Linked DNA regions of Homo sapiens: region 1 is linked to region 2. The links are chromatin loops, found by intact Hi-C in ENCODE. Cell type or tissue: mammary epithelial cell. All regions are shown on one strand. Each heading gives the region's core, and the rest is flanking DNA. Links, peaks and the distances in the headings are about the cores only.

The links. Peaks named below come from ENCODE experiments on the same cell type or tissue, not always from the same donor. Only the 100,000 strongest peaks of a DNase experiment are listed, where the experiment ranks them.
Region 1: it touches region 2 in a loop (4-fold over the local background); 3 of 110 quality-filtered maps call a loop at or near these places.

What each region holds. Positions count from the first base shown.
Region 1 is chr1:177,910,646-177,919,025 of GRCh38, forward strand. No RefSeq gene overlaps it. Among named protein-coding and RNA genes, the nearest start is that of SEC16B, 55 kb to the right of the region's middle. RefSeq lists an enhancer at 4,009-5,208. In mammary epithelial cell, for the core only: a CTCF peak has its summit at 3,246 (motif pointing left); a DNase peak (open chromatin) is centred at 5,206.
Region 2 is chr1:177,795,999-177,804,378 of GRCh38, forward strand. No RefSeq gene overlaps it. Among named protein-coding and RNA genes, the nearest start is that of LINC01741, 100 kb to the left of the region's middle. In mammary epithelial cell, for the core only: no CTCF peak of the experiment used is centred there; a DNase peak (open chromatin) is centred at 4,833.

The sequences.
Region 1 (8,380 bases), core at 107-8,106, 110 kb after region 2:
AGAGGAACAAGGACTTTCTTTATAGCAAATTGAGTGAAAGTCATGTAGTCCTAGAGCAGTTTCTCAATTTTTTTTTCACTATGGTCCCCCTAAAGCAGCCTTTTTAGATACTATTTTCCTAATCATGAAATTTTAATACCACATATATACTGTATATTATATATATATGGATATATATGGATATATCTGTGCTTTATACATAAAAAGAATAAGATTTTTTGCTGCCCTTCCCTCCCTACACCCCAGAAAGCATGAACTTGGGTCCCACTGAAAACGCACGTCCTACAGCAAGTCAGGGTCAGCAGTTCTTTCATTCATTCCACAGAATTTGCTGTGGGCTTCAGACCAGAGCACCTCACAGTCATTTTCCCTCCTGAAAAGTGGTGGGACTTACTCTAAATTGTCTCATCAAAGAGAAGGGGAAGCTCAATTGAAGTCAAGAAACACAGGAAGCTAGGAGTGAGGTAGAGTAAAAGTAGCCTTATTTGTGGCAGAGGGTCTGCAGGATGGGACTCCAGCTGAAGCTGGCTCAACCCATTCAAGTCTGGCAGGACCCCACCTCCACATTAGTGTCCATAATGCCCCTACCCTAAGGTACAGGACTCCCAGGAAGGTAGGCCTTGCATGCCCCTGCAAGAGCATGCTGAGGCATGGCCACACTCACGTCAAAAAACCCAGGGAATTAGGACAGGGAGGATCCTCAATTCTCCCTAACTAACCTTCCTATTTTACAAAGAGGAAAGTGGAGTACAGAGGGAAGTGACTCAGCCAACAACAGAGTGGCCTTGTTAATGGCAAATGGACAAGAAGGCAGGTCCTGATACCCTCTCAAGAGTGTTCGGTCAAATCTAGCCCTGGCGTATCTCAGCAAAAGATGCTGATCAAGATCCAGCCCAATGCCCTGCTCAAAACAGGCTCCACAGCAGGTTAGAAACATGCAGAAGTTTTCCCAACCACACATGTGGCAATAACAAATGGCTTGCAGCAGTAGTGCCTGAGATGCCTGGGCCCAGGAAAAGTGAGGCAGAGAGACAACCTTGCAAATCAACACCAACATACTCGACTCCATTCAGGAAGCTTGCACTGGTGTTGCTCACAAAACAGCAAGAAGAAGCACCCACAGTAGTCGGAGGCGTTATTTGGGGAACATTGATGTCTGAAGCAGCTCGTTTGCATTCTTAGAACCAGATAAGCTACAAGAAGACTTATCCTTCAAGCCACAACTGTAATACCACCTCTTCCAGGAAGCTCTCACCAACTCTTCCCTCCATTCAATCAGAAGTAAACCCTCCCACCTCTCAAAACATTCAAGTTTTATCATTTTTGTGGCACTATACTGCCTTGTATCATAATCACTATTGCATTCACTTTTGCTTATGGTGTGTCTCCCTTTCTAGATTATAATCTATATTTTAGATGTAGATATAGAGCTAGAGGCTGGGCACGGTGCCTCACGTCTGTAATCCCAACACTTAGTGAGGCCAAGGTGGTGGATTATTTGAGGTCAGGAGTTCGAGACCAGCCTGGCCAACATGGCAAAACCCCATCCTTACTAAAAACACAAAAATTAGCCAGGCATGGTGGCAGGTACCTGTAATCCCAGCTACTCGGGTGATTGAGGCACAAGAATCACTTGAACCTGGGAGGCGGAGGGTGCAGTGAGCCAAGATTGTACCACTGCACTGCAGCCTGGGCAACAGAGCGAGACTCCATCTCAAAAAAAAAAAAAAGAAGAAGTAGAAGAAGAAGAAGAAGAAGAAGGAGGAGGAGGAGGAGGAGGAGGAGGAGGAGGACGAGGAGGAGGAGAAACAAACAAAAAGATATAGGTCTAGAGATGTATATATTTTACATTCCCTTTCAATGTCTAGAACTGGTCTTTGCCCCCAACATATACTTAGTAAGTATTTGTTGACTGAATACTCTTATGTAAAATCTATCAGGGGCAATAAAAAATTACAAATGATTCAACAAAATAGAATTCAAAGAAGAGAAGCCTTAAAGCATTGGTTTTTTTTCCTAATTCCAAAAGCAAATCCTCCTCTTGGAATTCAGAAAGTGACAAGAGTTGTTGACACAGGAATATGGGGGAAGAGGGAGTTACATTAATCAGGGATCAAAACAAAAATCTTTATTTTCCCAAGAGTCCCTTGGCCTCTGCCAGATGCTTTTTAGGAGGAAGAGATTTCACTTTTCAGGGATGATCCCCATAGAAATGGGGGTGAAATTCAGTTGAAAAGGTAAATAAAAATAAAAGAGTTAAAAGAACACCATCAAAAGGCACATAGAACTCCCAAGTCAGAGTTCTAATTGGTCAGGCAAAATAGGATTGTGAATAGAGCAGAAGGCTGCACTGCAAAAGACCCTCAAACTGCCAACAGAAATCTGAAATCCTGAACAATGAACACCAGGCAGGTTTGGAAGAAAATGCTACTTCAAAGATTCCTAGTAAGACCTTTTTACCCATCTGGAGAGACCACACACACACACACACACACACTCACGCTTATGCACATAACTGATGAGAATGTTCCCAGGCCTTGGTAACCTTCCAACAACCATTGTTGCCAACTGCTGTGCCCTTTGGTCCCAAACCACCTGCCTGGTGCAACACAAGCCAGAAATTCCAGCTGAGCATCCCAGGACCATCAAAGTTTACACTAGCCAGGTGACTTCCAAGCCTGAGGGAACAGCCAGCTCAAACGTTTCACTCGGGATCACACCAAAAAGCAGCTGCCTGAATAACAGGACCATAACCAGCTCCACTAAGATTTCCCCTCTGGATAAGAAGGGTCACTGGTGCAGCCAGGATATGCGCCGTGAGGCAGGAAGAAATATTCAGGTAAAAGAAGCAGAGAATGTGATAGTCTATGTATTTCTTTCCGGGGAATTTCAAACCTTCTTGGACACAAAGACCTAGACATGACCACTGACATAGCTTCTCTTTGCCCCTCTACAGCTATCCTAAATCATAAAATAGCTAGAACTTATCCAAGATCACGCAACTCCGGAACTCTCACTCTTAAGCATATACTATACCATGTCTTGTGTTAAGATCCCAGGGAAATCCTCGTAGTTTGTATCTCACATGCTCTCACTGACACAGAGTAACCCCTCAATCTCTCCACTGGGATATATGCATGTTCCTGAGTATTTATCCAATTCAGTAAGTTAAATGAAGCCTTATTCAGCACGTGCTAGGTGAAAATCAGGACTAGATGCAGGGCCAGCTCCATCTGGTGGCAGGAGTCAGGGCTCTCCTCGTTGCAGCTCACCCCCAAGGAGAAGGTGCTTGGGGACCCACTGGCCATAATGCTGGGTGGGATGTTCTGTGCAATGAGCAAGAAGTTAAATCTTCTTGCATCCTTGATCTGCTCTCTGCCTGCCTTGTTTAGTCACTGCCTTCCTTTCCAGATCATGTCCTCATATTTGGTTAGTGTGGTAAATTAAGCCTTCAGCTCCCTACCAACCCCCACATCCCAATGCCTCAGGGTTATAATTTAGGCCAGCTGTGCTCTAGTCTATACTTCCCTAGACCATCTCCCCATTAGATTCAGCTGTCCTCATCCTTCCTACCACCAGAGTGATCAAAACCTGAGGATGGGCCTCAGACAAAAAGACAAAGGAAGCCAGATTTTAGTCCAGTTCTTGAACTCCTCAGGATGCAAAGAGAATGCTGTGACACATACATGGTGAAGCCAGCTCGTCCAGGCTATGAGTTCTATGTGGGGCTTTTAGCCAATACTCTGTAGTAATAAATAGCATGCAATTGTCTGACCTTGTCTTCATGCATTTTCACCTCAAAACCAGTAGTGGTGAACTGGGACTGAGTGAGGAGTCTGGTTTTCAGGATCTCACCCATGTCCATCTCCATGTTAAAGATACAAAGATCAACGACCCATGGTCCTTCCCTTCCTTCGAGGAGCATACAATCTAGTGGAGACATAGATTTCTGACAAGTAGTCAGAAAAAAGGTAGTCTGTGCCCTGGGAACACAAAAGAGGTCATGATGGATGTCAGTGAAAACATTAGAAGAGGTTTTACAGGCCTTGAAGGATGAATCGGATTCTGATGGCAAGGAAGGGAAGTGCAGTCCAGGTCAAGGGAACACGTGAGTAGAGACTATGACGCATGAAAGGGTGTGCAGTTTCGACTCAGACGGATATCAATGGTTGACACACTGGGTGCAGGAAAGGCTCCATGTTACATGACTCGGCTTTTGTCCTTTAACAAGTAAGCAGATACTATAGGTTTGGAGTATTTATTTTCTGAAAACTTCCCTACCTCTCCCTTGAACTCTGGACTAGCAAATCCAGCTCATGGGCTTGGCATGCCTGTACTTGTCGTGGTCACACATATCTCAAACTTAATGTGTCCAAACCAAACTCTTCCTTTTCTCTCCAAATCTACTCTTCTTGAAGTCTTCCCCACCTTTCTGCTGCTTGAGCCAGAAACCTAGGAGTCAGGTTATATTCCTTTCTTTCTGTCACACTCCATAGCCAATTCATCAGCAAATTCTAATAGCTTTACCCTGAAAATATATGCTGAATCCAACCACTTTCTACCACCATCCCTATGGTTACCACCTTGGTCCAATCACTATTATCTATTGCCTGATGTATGTTTGTTTGTTTGTTTGTTTGTTTTTCAGATGGAGTCTTGCTCTGTCACCCAGGCTGAAGTGCAGTGGTGCGATCTTGGCTCACTGCAGCCTCCGCCTCCTGAGTTCAAGCGATTCTCCTGCCTCAGCCTTCTGAGTAGCTGGGATTACAGGTGGCCACAATCACACCCAGCTAATTTTTTGTATTTTTAGTAGAGATGGGATTTCACCATGTTGGCCAGGCTGGTCTTGAACTCCTGACCTCGTGATTCACCCGCCTCGGCCTCCCAAAGTGCTGGGATTACAGGTGTGAGTTACCCTGCCCAGCCTGAGTTATTACAAGAGCTTCTTGTCTGCCACCCAGAGTCTAACCTCTACTCAGAAGCCAGAGTGATCCTTGAAAAATGTAAGTTAAATCATGTCACAGTCACTTCTCTGCTCAAAACCCTTCAGTGGCTTCCCCTAACTCAGAGTAATGGCCAAAGTCCTTACCTTGGCCTCTGTGTCCAACAAGACCTGTCCCTACCATCCTCTCTGAGCTCTTCTCCTACCACTCCCTCCTCCTGCCTCACCCCCACATGCTGGCCTCCTTGCTCTTACTCATTCACCAAGCATGCTCTGCCTCAGGGCCTTTACACGCGCTGCTCCCTTGGCCTGGCTCGTTGCTCTCAGGTACCTGCACACCTCACTCTGTCACTCCAGCCAGGGCTCTACTCAATCACCTCCTTGTCAAAGAGACCATTCCCTGACCTTCACATGTGAAAAACAAATTCCTACAGCAATCACTCTTTTCCCCTTACCTTGCTGTATTTTTCTTTGTAACATTTATTGCCACCTGATGTATTATACTTTGTTTTTCACATATCTCCTTCCACTAGAATGTAAGCTCTATGACAGCAAAGACTGTTGTATTCACAGATGTATCTCTGTGACTAGCATGGTGGCTGGCACATAGTAAGTGCTCAATAAATATGTATGGTGAATAAGCACAGAAGTATACACAGTGCTATTTTGTAATGTCTAGATCAAGAAGGTGCATGTCTAGAGTCAGAGACACCATCAAAGACCACCAAAGAGGTTCTTATAATGATTCAAGACAGTCATGGATGAAGTCCAGAGCTAGGGCAGATCCGGGGCTTGCATATGTTTATATACACACTTACGTTATTGGAAGCATAAATAAATAGTGGGTCTCTGGTCATGTCTAGTAGCTTCAAGTCACAGCAAACCCAACTCAAAGGGACTAGAACATTAACGCAGTTCTTTGTGTCCACCAATAAGCATAGAGAGAAAGGTTCCAGAGACGGCTAATTTAGCAGCTCACTGATAACACTGTGGACCCAGTTTTTTCCATCTTTCTGTTCAGACATTCTCAGCATTTTTTGTTTTGTCCTCAGACCTGTCCCCTTATGGTCACAAGGCAGCTATGGTGGCTTCAAGCATTACATCCTCAACTAGCAATCCCCATCATCCAGAGACTATTTAAGAGAGAGCATTCCTTTCCCAGCACCACTTTAAGAGTGAGGGGAGCTCTCCAGAAATCACAGAGCAGATTTCTCCTTCCATACCATTGGCAGAGTTTAATCCCATGCCCATTCCTAACCAGTGCCTGGCAAGGGAATGGGAAAGCTGTGACAATCTTGGCTTAATCAAGATTTATACAAGGGCTGGGAAGGACCACTGTCCCCTGAAACCAGTGTCTTAGGATGCCTGAGCCAAATTAGGGTTCTGTTAGGAAGGAAGAGGGGAAGAAGAGCTATTGTCTGTTTGTGACAGAATGAATAACAGCCTGGGAGACATCTAGTTCCTCCTCCCTGGGGCCTACAAATGTTGCCTTATGTGGCAAAAGGACTTTACAGATGTGATTGAATCAAGGATCTTGAGATGGGGAGATAAACCTGGATTATCCAGGCACAGCCAATGTAATCAAAAGCCTTCTTAAAAGAGGGAAACAGAGGGAAATTTGAAAGGGAAGAGAAGAAGGCCATGTGATGAAGGAAGTGGCGATTGGAGTGGTGCGGCCACGAGCCACCAGAAGGTGGAGGAAGCAGGGAACAGTTTCTCCCCTGGAGCCTCCAGTAGGAACCAGCACTGCAGACACCTGGATCTTACTCCTGCAGGCCTCATTTCAGACTTCTGGCCTCCAGAACTGTAAGGTGATAAAGGCATGTTGCATGAAATCACTAAGTGTGGCAATTTGTTACAGCAGCCATAGGAAACTGATACAGCTGGGGAACCAATGATGTCCATCACAAGTAGAAAAGCATTGGAAAAGGCCTATTAGATATTAGGAAGACTTTCACTCAACTTTTAATAAACAGGGGCTTTAATAAAAATTCATCACAGCATACTATGCAGCCATAAAAAATGATGAATTCATGTCCTTTGTAGGGACATGGATGAAATTGGAAATCATCATTCTCAGTAAACTATCACAAGGACAAAAAACCAAACACCGCATGTTCTCACTCATAGGTGGGAATTGAACAATGAGAACACATGGACACAGGAAGGGGAACGTCACACTCTGGGGACTGTTGTGGGGTGGGGGGAGGGGGGAGGGATAGCATTAGGAGATATACCTAATGCTAAATGACGAGTTAATGGGTGCAGCACACCAGCATGGCACATGTGTACATATGTAACTAACCTGCACATTGTGCACATGTACCCTAAAACTTAAAGTATAATAATAATAAAATTTTTAAAAAAGTGAAAAAAACAAAAAAAAAAATTCATCACAGCCCCGCCTGCTTCTGGCTTCTTCCATAGCAAGATGTTGGAGGCTGAGGCCAGCCCTGGGCCAGTTCTCTTCCACTTTGCTTGGCCTCTTATACAGCAGTAGCTTTAGGAAATACTATTTTCAGACCTGACATAGAGAAATCATCTTATTTTTTAAGAGCATTTGCTTCCCTAGCTTTTTCTTTTTTTATTTTTTCCCCAGTGGGAGGAGGAGAAAGAGAAGACTTCATGCCCTGAAGTAGAGATAATTACCTTCCAGATTTTAAAACTGCATTCCCACTGCTTATGCCATTCTGATCAAAGTCAATCATGAATTAAGAACAAACTGGGGCCCTCTATTCACTATTTCCTTAAATAATCTTTCTTCGTCTCCTCTTTGAGGAAAAAAAAATTTAATCCAAATACTATAAACCATAATGATCATGTTTCACGTTTATATTCTCAAAGAACATCAGCATCATTAGGCAGTTAATGCATCTGCCACTTCTCTTGGTGAGGCAGGTCAGTACCGTTCTTCTCTCTGAGCAACAGCCATCCAGGTGCCATGAGATTCAGCCCTCACTCATCAACTTGTCATCCATCAGTCACAGAGTCAGGGCTGGAAACCAGGTCGGCAGAACCTCAGATCTTTCCAACATACATAGGACCAGTAAGGGCCAACGGCCTCCAGAGAAGATTGAGTTAAAAAAGAAAAAGCTTATCAATTAATAACAGGATTTAAGTGGATTGTTCCCATTCTTTAGGAGAGATAAGATTTGTGACTAATAAACAGAAAACAGAAAACAATGTAAAATCCAACAGCTACGTTGTATGGCACAGACAATAGAGCTGCAGCAATTCAGAGAAAGGAGAGGTGATTGAGGAGGTGTGTCCCCGTGGAGTTCTCTTTTTCCCATGGTTTATATCAACTAGAATTGTCATTCTCAGAGAGGTGCTCTGTATTACACAGAACACATATACGTTCTACCTAAAGACAAAACAGCGACTACATCCACAGCAAAAGAGAGCACATTAGACACTGGTAAATCGGGCCTCTGTGCC
Region 2 (8,380 bases), core at 120-8,119:
TCTCCCACTAGACTGTGAGCAGTATGAGGGCCAAGGCTTGCCTTTTATTCCATTTTACCCTACACCAGTTATCATAAAGAGCTCATATGCCAAGCTCAAGTTGAATGGAATCCATAGATGAAGGAAGAAAGTTAAATTAGATAATGAAGGGGGAACACTTGGCACATTCAGAAGCAATTAAATCTTGTAATAGGTAATGACTTTGCCAACTCTAGGCATCAGAGGCTAAATCCTGAGTCAGAAAGTACCCTCTCTGGTCAGATATCTGTACTTTTACAATATTTAAAGAGTTTTTTAAGTTGGGAATTTATGAAGGTTAAAAAGAAGGATTTAAGGCCAGGCATGGTGGCTCACCCCCATAATCCCAGCACTTTGGGAGGCCAAGGTGAGTGGATCACCTGAGGTCAGGAGTTTGAGACCAACCTGGCCAACATGGTGAAACTCTGTCTCTACTAAAAATACAAAACATTAGCCAGGCTTGGTGGTGTGTGCCTGTAATCCCAGCTACTCCCGAGGCTGAGGCAGGAGAATCACTTGAACCCAGGAGGCGGAGATTGCAGTGAGCCAAGGTGGTTCCATTGCACTCCAGCCTGGGCAGCAAGAGCAAAACTCTGTCAAAAAAAAAAAAAAAAAGGGATTTAGTGAGCACTGAAACACTCTGGAGAGGCAGTGAATTCCGATGTCCCTCTCCTGTCCCTCTCTGAAGAATTGGTGGTTAACCCTGGGCCTGACTAGACCTTCTTCAGCAGGTCCCACATGGTTGTGGCTCTACGGCTTGGTTGGGGCTGGAATGCAGTTGAGAGTTAAAACTGACTCAGTTTCTAGGAAGGTGCTGTTCTCAGCTCTGCAAAATGCTGACTGTGCCTCTATAACCCTGTGGTACTAAACCCCCACCCTCAATTTCTGTGGTTTCTCTGAGTGGCAGATTCTCTGGGAAGGCTCAGTATTCTGGGAAAGGGTTGTTTTAGAGTCTATTTGGTAAAAAGAGTCTTTTTCTGCTCAGATTCAAACTTATTTGGACCACATTTGCATAATGACACATTATTTCTCCCTTAACACCAGTACACATCCCCTGGGCAAGGCAATTTGAGACTTGACATTTGTTTAATTACTTGATACCGGGTGATCTTGGCTAAGGCCAAAAAGGGCCTCGGTGAGGCCGGTGACACTCCCACCACATTTGCCAGATACGATCATTAGGAAATGATTTGCATGAGAAGAAAGTGCCCTACAATGAGAGAGGGTCGGGGCTCTTGTAGTGGAGAGATAAGGGAAGTAAAGAAATAGAGAGGATCCTATGTGCAAGAGATCCAGTTGGACCCTGCCTAATATAGGCAGGAGCCAAAGCAGAAGTGAAGGAGCTGTTTTCCCAAGGATATTTCTGATACTCAAGGCACAGCAATGCTGCACCAGAGTGCAGAGGACAAAATACAACCCTGATGCACTTTATTAGCACAGTAATGTCAGGAGAGTTTGCAGGTGAGAGCATCAGGAGACAGTACCCTAGTCAGGAAAGCAGCAGCAGGGTACCTCTCTCAAGTGCCTGTGGGTAAAAGACACAATCAGGAGGCTGGATCAGGAAAATACACATGAGAGAACCATTCTTGATCATTGAGGAGACACCCCCTAGGAATGCCCAGAAATACCCAGATAGTTGGGTGGGGTGGGCAAGACCTAAAAGAGGCTGAGATGCTGCAGATGCAGATAGGGCTAATGTCTAGCACACACAAATTAGCATTCATGACCCAGAAAAAAATTAACATCACTATCGAAAGAATTCTAGTCATACCTGTCATGTGCAAAATTATCTAAAGCACCTAGAACCATTTCTGGCATAAAGCAGGTACTAGATAAATATTATTAAGTTTGCAATTGAAGAGGGATCATAAGAAAGCATGAGAACAGGTCTGATATGCAGTCAGTACATGAACTGAAATGGCTGTACAAGTGCTTACAACCAATGTCCCTTCTGAATGATGTTGATGTTGTTGAGTTTATTCTTTTGAATATTGCCCCTGTATGAGACAATAAGAAATCTGAGATGACTCTGCCCTCCCCTCTGGTAATTGTCAAAGCAATTCTGGGCTGTTCCAAAGCCTACAGTTTCAGCTACCTGCCCTGAAACAAAAGACTCAAGGCAGTTCCCTCATTGCATTGCTTATCTCCACCCTCCCTTTACCTCCCGATCCACAAGGTACTGGTGCTAGGCACATCCAAGCCAAGTGCTCTATGGTCCTCTCTCATGGAAAGACTCAACATCTATGACTTGGGAATAACATAGCTCATCTTTTGTAGTGTTTTGTAAGTTTTGCCCTTAACGTGGGTGCCAGCCCATCTGATAGTTGTTTTGTGAAGAGCAGGGAAGGGTGTTTTACAGCTCAGCTTCTGGGAAGCACAGATGTTACAGGCTGTGTCATGGTGAGGTGGTAAAGGCTGCAAGGAAGGTGGGAGAGCATTAATTATCTTCCTGCAGCTGTTCATTAGCCTACAGACACCTTGTCTTGCCATTTTCAGGACTGACAGCCACACAATTCCAAAGCAAAGAAAACCAGGAGATTTGAAGGAGGAAAAGAAGAACTACCTGAAAGTTAAAATGAAAATCAATGTGCAGAACAGCTGGAGCTGCCCTATCTCAGCTTTCTGGTGCACAGGGTGATCACAGGGCCCTCTCAGCTGCCCTGAGGCTCCGTCCCAGTCAGCATAGCGGGGAGCCCCCAACATAGGCTGCAAGTGAAAAAAAAAAACTTTCAGGTGTATGGGATGAGGATGCAGGGGCAAAGCCTTCTCCTTTGTAAATTTTCACTTTCAAGTGTCGGTGAAAGAAGCTGATTCAACAGCCCTATAAACTTAAATGCTGAGTCAATTCAGGCTGAGTAGAAACACAATTCTCATCAATGATCTAAAGAGAAGCATTTCAAACCTCAATACAGTTAGCCTGCTGAGATCTCACCTGAACTCCATTTTATTTTACTCCCCACAGGGGAAATACAGATGACAGCCTGAAATACTGATAGAGCAATATTCAAATGGATCCCTGTGAGCTTTAGCCTGCCAATCCTAGCACCACGTACCTGGTTCTAGGCACAGTTAAGTCAAGACCTTCATTCTCTACATAGGGTGCACCTTTGGTCCCAGAACCTTTGCCCAGAGCAAGTGTCCTTCTTGTTTCAAAAATGACCTCAAACTTGCACCCTTTCATGAATCCTTGAAGTCATGATGGAAAGACAAATTCAAGGATTCTTTAAAAAATTCATGAAAAATGTGCATTATGAAAAAACTATGCATGGATTTTTTTAAATTGGACCAAAATAAATTCATACTAACTTGTTATAACATGTCTGAACAGAATCTAGTTTGAGGCATTAAGAAGGAGAAGACATCAGTTTGAAAAGATCCCCTATTAGAACAACATAAATTCTGCAAAAATTGAAGAGAGAACAAACATCAAATTGATGGTGAAGCTTGGGTGAAGGAATGGTGAAATCACTGATGCTTTGCGAAGCTTATGGGGACAATGCCCCAAAGAAATCAGCAGTTTACAAATGGATAGTGCATTTTAAGAAGGGACAAGACAATGTTGAAGATGAAGCTCACAATGGCAGAGCATTCATATCAATTTGTGAGACAAAACTAATCTTGTTTGTGTCCTAACTGAAGAGGACCAACAATTCACAGCGGCCAACACCATAACCATCTCAGTACAACTTACACAATTCTAACTGAAAAATTGAATGTGAGTAACTTTCCACTCGATAAGTGCCAAAACAATTATGCTCTGATCAGCTGCAGACATGAGCGAAGCTTTCAATGGAAATTTTAAGCAAGTGGGATCGGGATTCTGAAGCTTTTATTCAAAGCAATGTAACAGGAGACAAACTGTGGCTTTTCCAGTCCAATCCTGAAGACTAAGCACAATCAAAGCAACGGCTACCAACAGGTGGAGGTCCAGTCAAAGCAAAAGTGAACCAGTCAAGAGCAAAGGTTAAGGCAACACTGTTTTGGGACACAAAGGCCAAAGAATGATAACATCTGCTTATTATGAGAGTGTTTTGAGAAAGTTAGCCAAAGATTTATCAGAAAAACACCCAGGAAAGCTTCACCAGCAAGTCCTTCTCTACTACAACAATGCACCTGCTCATTTCTTTCATCAAACAAGGGCAATTTTGTGAGAGTTTCTATGGGAAATCACTAGGCATCCACCTTCCAGTCCTGATTTGGCTTATCCTGGCTTCTTTTTGTTTCCTATTCTTAAAAAAACATCTTTGAAGGGCACCCATTTTTCTTCCATTAGTAATGTAAAAAAGACTGCATTGACATAAATTCCCAGGACCCTTAGTTCCTTAGGGGTGGACTAAATGGCTATTATTATTGCTTTAAAAAGTGTCATGAACTGATGGAGCTTATGTTGAGAAACTGTTTATATTTTTTATCTTTTAATTCCACTTTTCCATGAGCCTTTTGAGGTCTTTTCATGCCTCTTCCTGCCTCAGCCTGTGCCACACACACTTGCTCCTTGTGTGTGCCACTCAAAGAGAAACCAGAAGTATAATCCAGGATGTGGTACAAATTAAGAGTCTCCCTCTGACCAAATCCAGTAACCTTAAAGCTGCAGTCTGTAATATGACCCCTGTCCAAGCCTTCAGGCAGGTGCAGCAAGAGAGAATCTCAGCCAGAAGATGGGTGAATGAAGCCCTCCCCTGGCATTTCATGGGAATTCCTGGCAGGTTAGGATATAGCCCCTACATGTCAGGTCTCATGCTGCCTCCCAGCATTGAAGATTGTCCACTCCTTGCTCATAGGTGTCAGATCCCCACTGATGAGCAATGAGCAGGGCCCTGACCTGCCCTGCTTGCTCTCCCTTGCTGCAGCCTCATCCTACTAACTCTCCTCTCATTGCAACTATCACATTACAGATGACCACATGGTTTTACTTGCCACATCCTGCCCACAGAATGCCACTCACGGGCAATATTTCACAGCTGTTTCTTTGATGACCTTGTCTGTGGTCTTGATCTAAGTGCCACCACATGCCCCAGAATGACAGAAGATATAACATAACCCAAGACAAGGGGAAATCAGAAATGCTGGCTTGTCCCTACCACCACCCCAGACCCAGGCTAAGTCATTTGAGAAAACTGATTTTCATTTTTTTAATTCCTAGGCAAATAGATTCTTGCTTTCTTTAGTCATCAAGTTTGGCCTTTGCTAAAAGAAAAAAAAAGTTCTTCTTTGTGTCTAACCTGAACTCTCAGCTGAAGCTTCACATCATTTCTCCCAGCATCATTCTTAGAAGCTGTGCACATTCCTCATCTTTATTAAGATTTAATGATCTAATTCACATTTAGTCAATATGAATTAAAGGTCATTCTCTGACAAAAACACAGAGAACCAGGTATTAAAAGGCTCTCTACGTCCAGGGCCAGTCACTGGCCCACTTCTCTGGTCTCAAACTCTAATCAGAGAAGATCTGGGCTCTTGCAAAAGCCAGAGTTGATTCCTCTCCCTTTCCTCTCCTATGCTCCCTGAGTGGTAACTCAGAGCTATCCATTTTTAAATGGCTTTCTTCATTCTCAGTAGTTCCACTTTGGGCATTTTGCTATTTTTATATTATTTATATGGGTGTGATCCTTTTGTGATGATTATCTGTGATTAATCCTCGCAGCTATGGGAAAATCAGTATAACGGCTTGTACCACATCTAACAAGAGTTGATGTCTGTGTAGCTTTTTGTGTTACGCAGCTTTGCAAGTTCACTTTAATTGACAAGAGAAAAAGAGAATATGCAATTAAAAAGGTGTTTATTATTTATTTTTTAATTTATAATTTATAGGAATTATGTACATAGTAGACAGATAATAAGGCATGCTTTCAGTGTGATTTAATGAAGCCAGGTGGCACATCAGCAGGGCCCTAGTGCCCTCCAGCAAAGGGCTTCATGTCCTCTTCTTCCCTGGTCTCAGCTGCCATCAGACTGAAGTCACCCTCCGCCCAGTCAAAGGCAAGAGAAATGAGGACATTATGCTAGTCCTAGGAATACGGTCACAGCATGGATTTCAAACTACTGTTTAAAACAGAACTGTGTCTAAATCATCGCACCACATTTCTGACAATATGAAACAGGGAGATGCCAGTTCTCCCACTGACAGGTGCCATCACCCCAGACACTGGCAGTCAGACAAGCACAGCACAGCCCTCGAATTTAAAGGGTTAAAGGGAAGATTTACAGGACCATATTTCTTTCCCAGAAACACCAGGCAGTTCATACGTACACATTTCTCTCCACTAAGACCTAATTTTCCACCATTTCCCTTGATTTGCAGCTCCCTTTTCCCCATTTCTTTGATTTAATGCCCAATTATTTTTTGTCCCATTGCCAGTAAAACAAAATATTTCATAACTGCTTCTGTGAAGTTTTGGATACTGTTTTAAATACATGACTTACACACCTTATATTGCACAATTTAGAGGAATTTGGTGAACATCTAGATATGGATTCTGCATCTTTCTCAACAAGCTGTCCTAAGCTTGACATTTAAAAGCACCATGCCATACTTTAACACATTGCCAGCATGCTCCTGTCTTCCAGCCTCCAGCCAGCACCCTCCTCGGTGTGAAGCTGAGAGGAGGGACACTGGGACCTCATCTCTTCCAATTCCCTGGCCTCCTTTCCCTCCCCTGGCAGTGAGGGCTAAGCGGACAGGGAACTAGTTGGGTAGTCAAGTAATTGGCATCAAGTTCCACACCTGCCACCAACTGACTGTGTAGCCTTGGCTGGTCACCTCACCAATTGATCCTTAGTTACCTCATGTATAAAATGAGGGGTTTGAATCAAATCCCTCCTAATTTTCTTACAGTTATAAAACTCTGGATTCCCTTCTGTGTCCTAGAAACAGGAATTAAACAACCAGACCAATGGGTCTGATTTTGGTATTTGAGGAGGGAGAAAATAAAAGATCAAGAGGCAAGGCTTCTCTACTATTAAAATCCTTTTCCCTGTTTAAGCTTCTTTTGGCCTAATTTCCACATGCATATACACAAGGACAGCAGGACAGAAAGAAATCTTACAGAATTTGTCTCCAATTTGTTTGACAAGCTCATTTCTTTTCTTGCTCATCTTGTTTTACAGTGTATTGCTCTGTTCTCAAAAGGAAAATTAACTTTGTTTTAAGAAGTATGTGTAACTTTGTGAATGCTGCGAAAATACTGGAGCCATCTGGGGTGTTCAGAAACCATTATCACCAAACTCACTCTGGAAATGTGGTGCAGGATGTGGCCACTCAAGTCCAGGCCTATCAATAAGAAAGGAGTACTCAGTATTCACCAACCTCCTTGCCCCAGTCAGTTTCCAGGTTCTATCACATCTGATATCAGAGCCCTTGTTTGAACTCCACCATCTCCAGAGATCCACAATCCAAGGGTCCAGGGCTGGGATTGGGTTCTACAGAGGGCACTCCCTACTCGAGACTGAAACCCCTTCTCAAAGATTATGACAGTGAGGGAAGTCTAGCATGGCTGACTCCACCTTGCTTCTGGCCTCACAGGCTGGCTGTCCTCATTCATTCCTGGGCATAGGCCAAGCTAATCATGGGAGAAAATTAGTTTACACTTTAAACTTGAAGCAAGAATGAAAACAATCCCTCCCTAAAACTATCCCCCAACACTGTTCAGGGACCAAAACCTGTGTATAAAACTAATGAAAAGCCACAAGATTAAGATTATGGGAGGAAAATTGCGTTTGAATTCTACTCAAATAAAGATGTGGTTTCTATAACCCCTTACTGCTCAAGGGTCTTGTGGCCAGAGGTCACAAGATTTGTGACTTCCCCAATTGTTCCTGTAGATAACATCACTATTGTACAACTTGAGATTGGTCTTTTGAGATGTTTTTCAGACTTTTACATTCTGTCAACTGACAAACCCCACCCAGACCTATGATTTATGACTCAACTGGTCCTGTGGCCCCACAGAGAGGTAGACTCAGCACACGAGGACCATTTTCCACACCCCTGTGATTTCATCCTCAACCAATCAGCAGCACCCATTCCCTAGCCTCCTGACTGCCAAATGTTTCATAAAAACCCTAGCCTCTGAGTTCTTAGGGAGACTAATTTGAGTAATAACTCCAGTCCTTCTGTTTGGCTAGCTCAGTGTTCATTGAACTCTTTCTCTACTGCAACACTATGTTGCAGTAGAGACAGCGAATTAGTTTTTTCTGTGCAGTGGGCAGGAAGGCAATTACAAGACAAGAACTAGAGGGACAATAAACACAGAGCAGGAAAGATGAGATTCAAACCCAAGCCCAGAAACCAAAAGGACCAGAGGCAAGGAAACCAGACACGAAGAGCTGGGTGGAGAAAGCCCAAAGAGAAATTAAAGTGAAT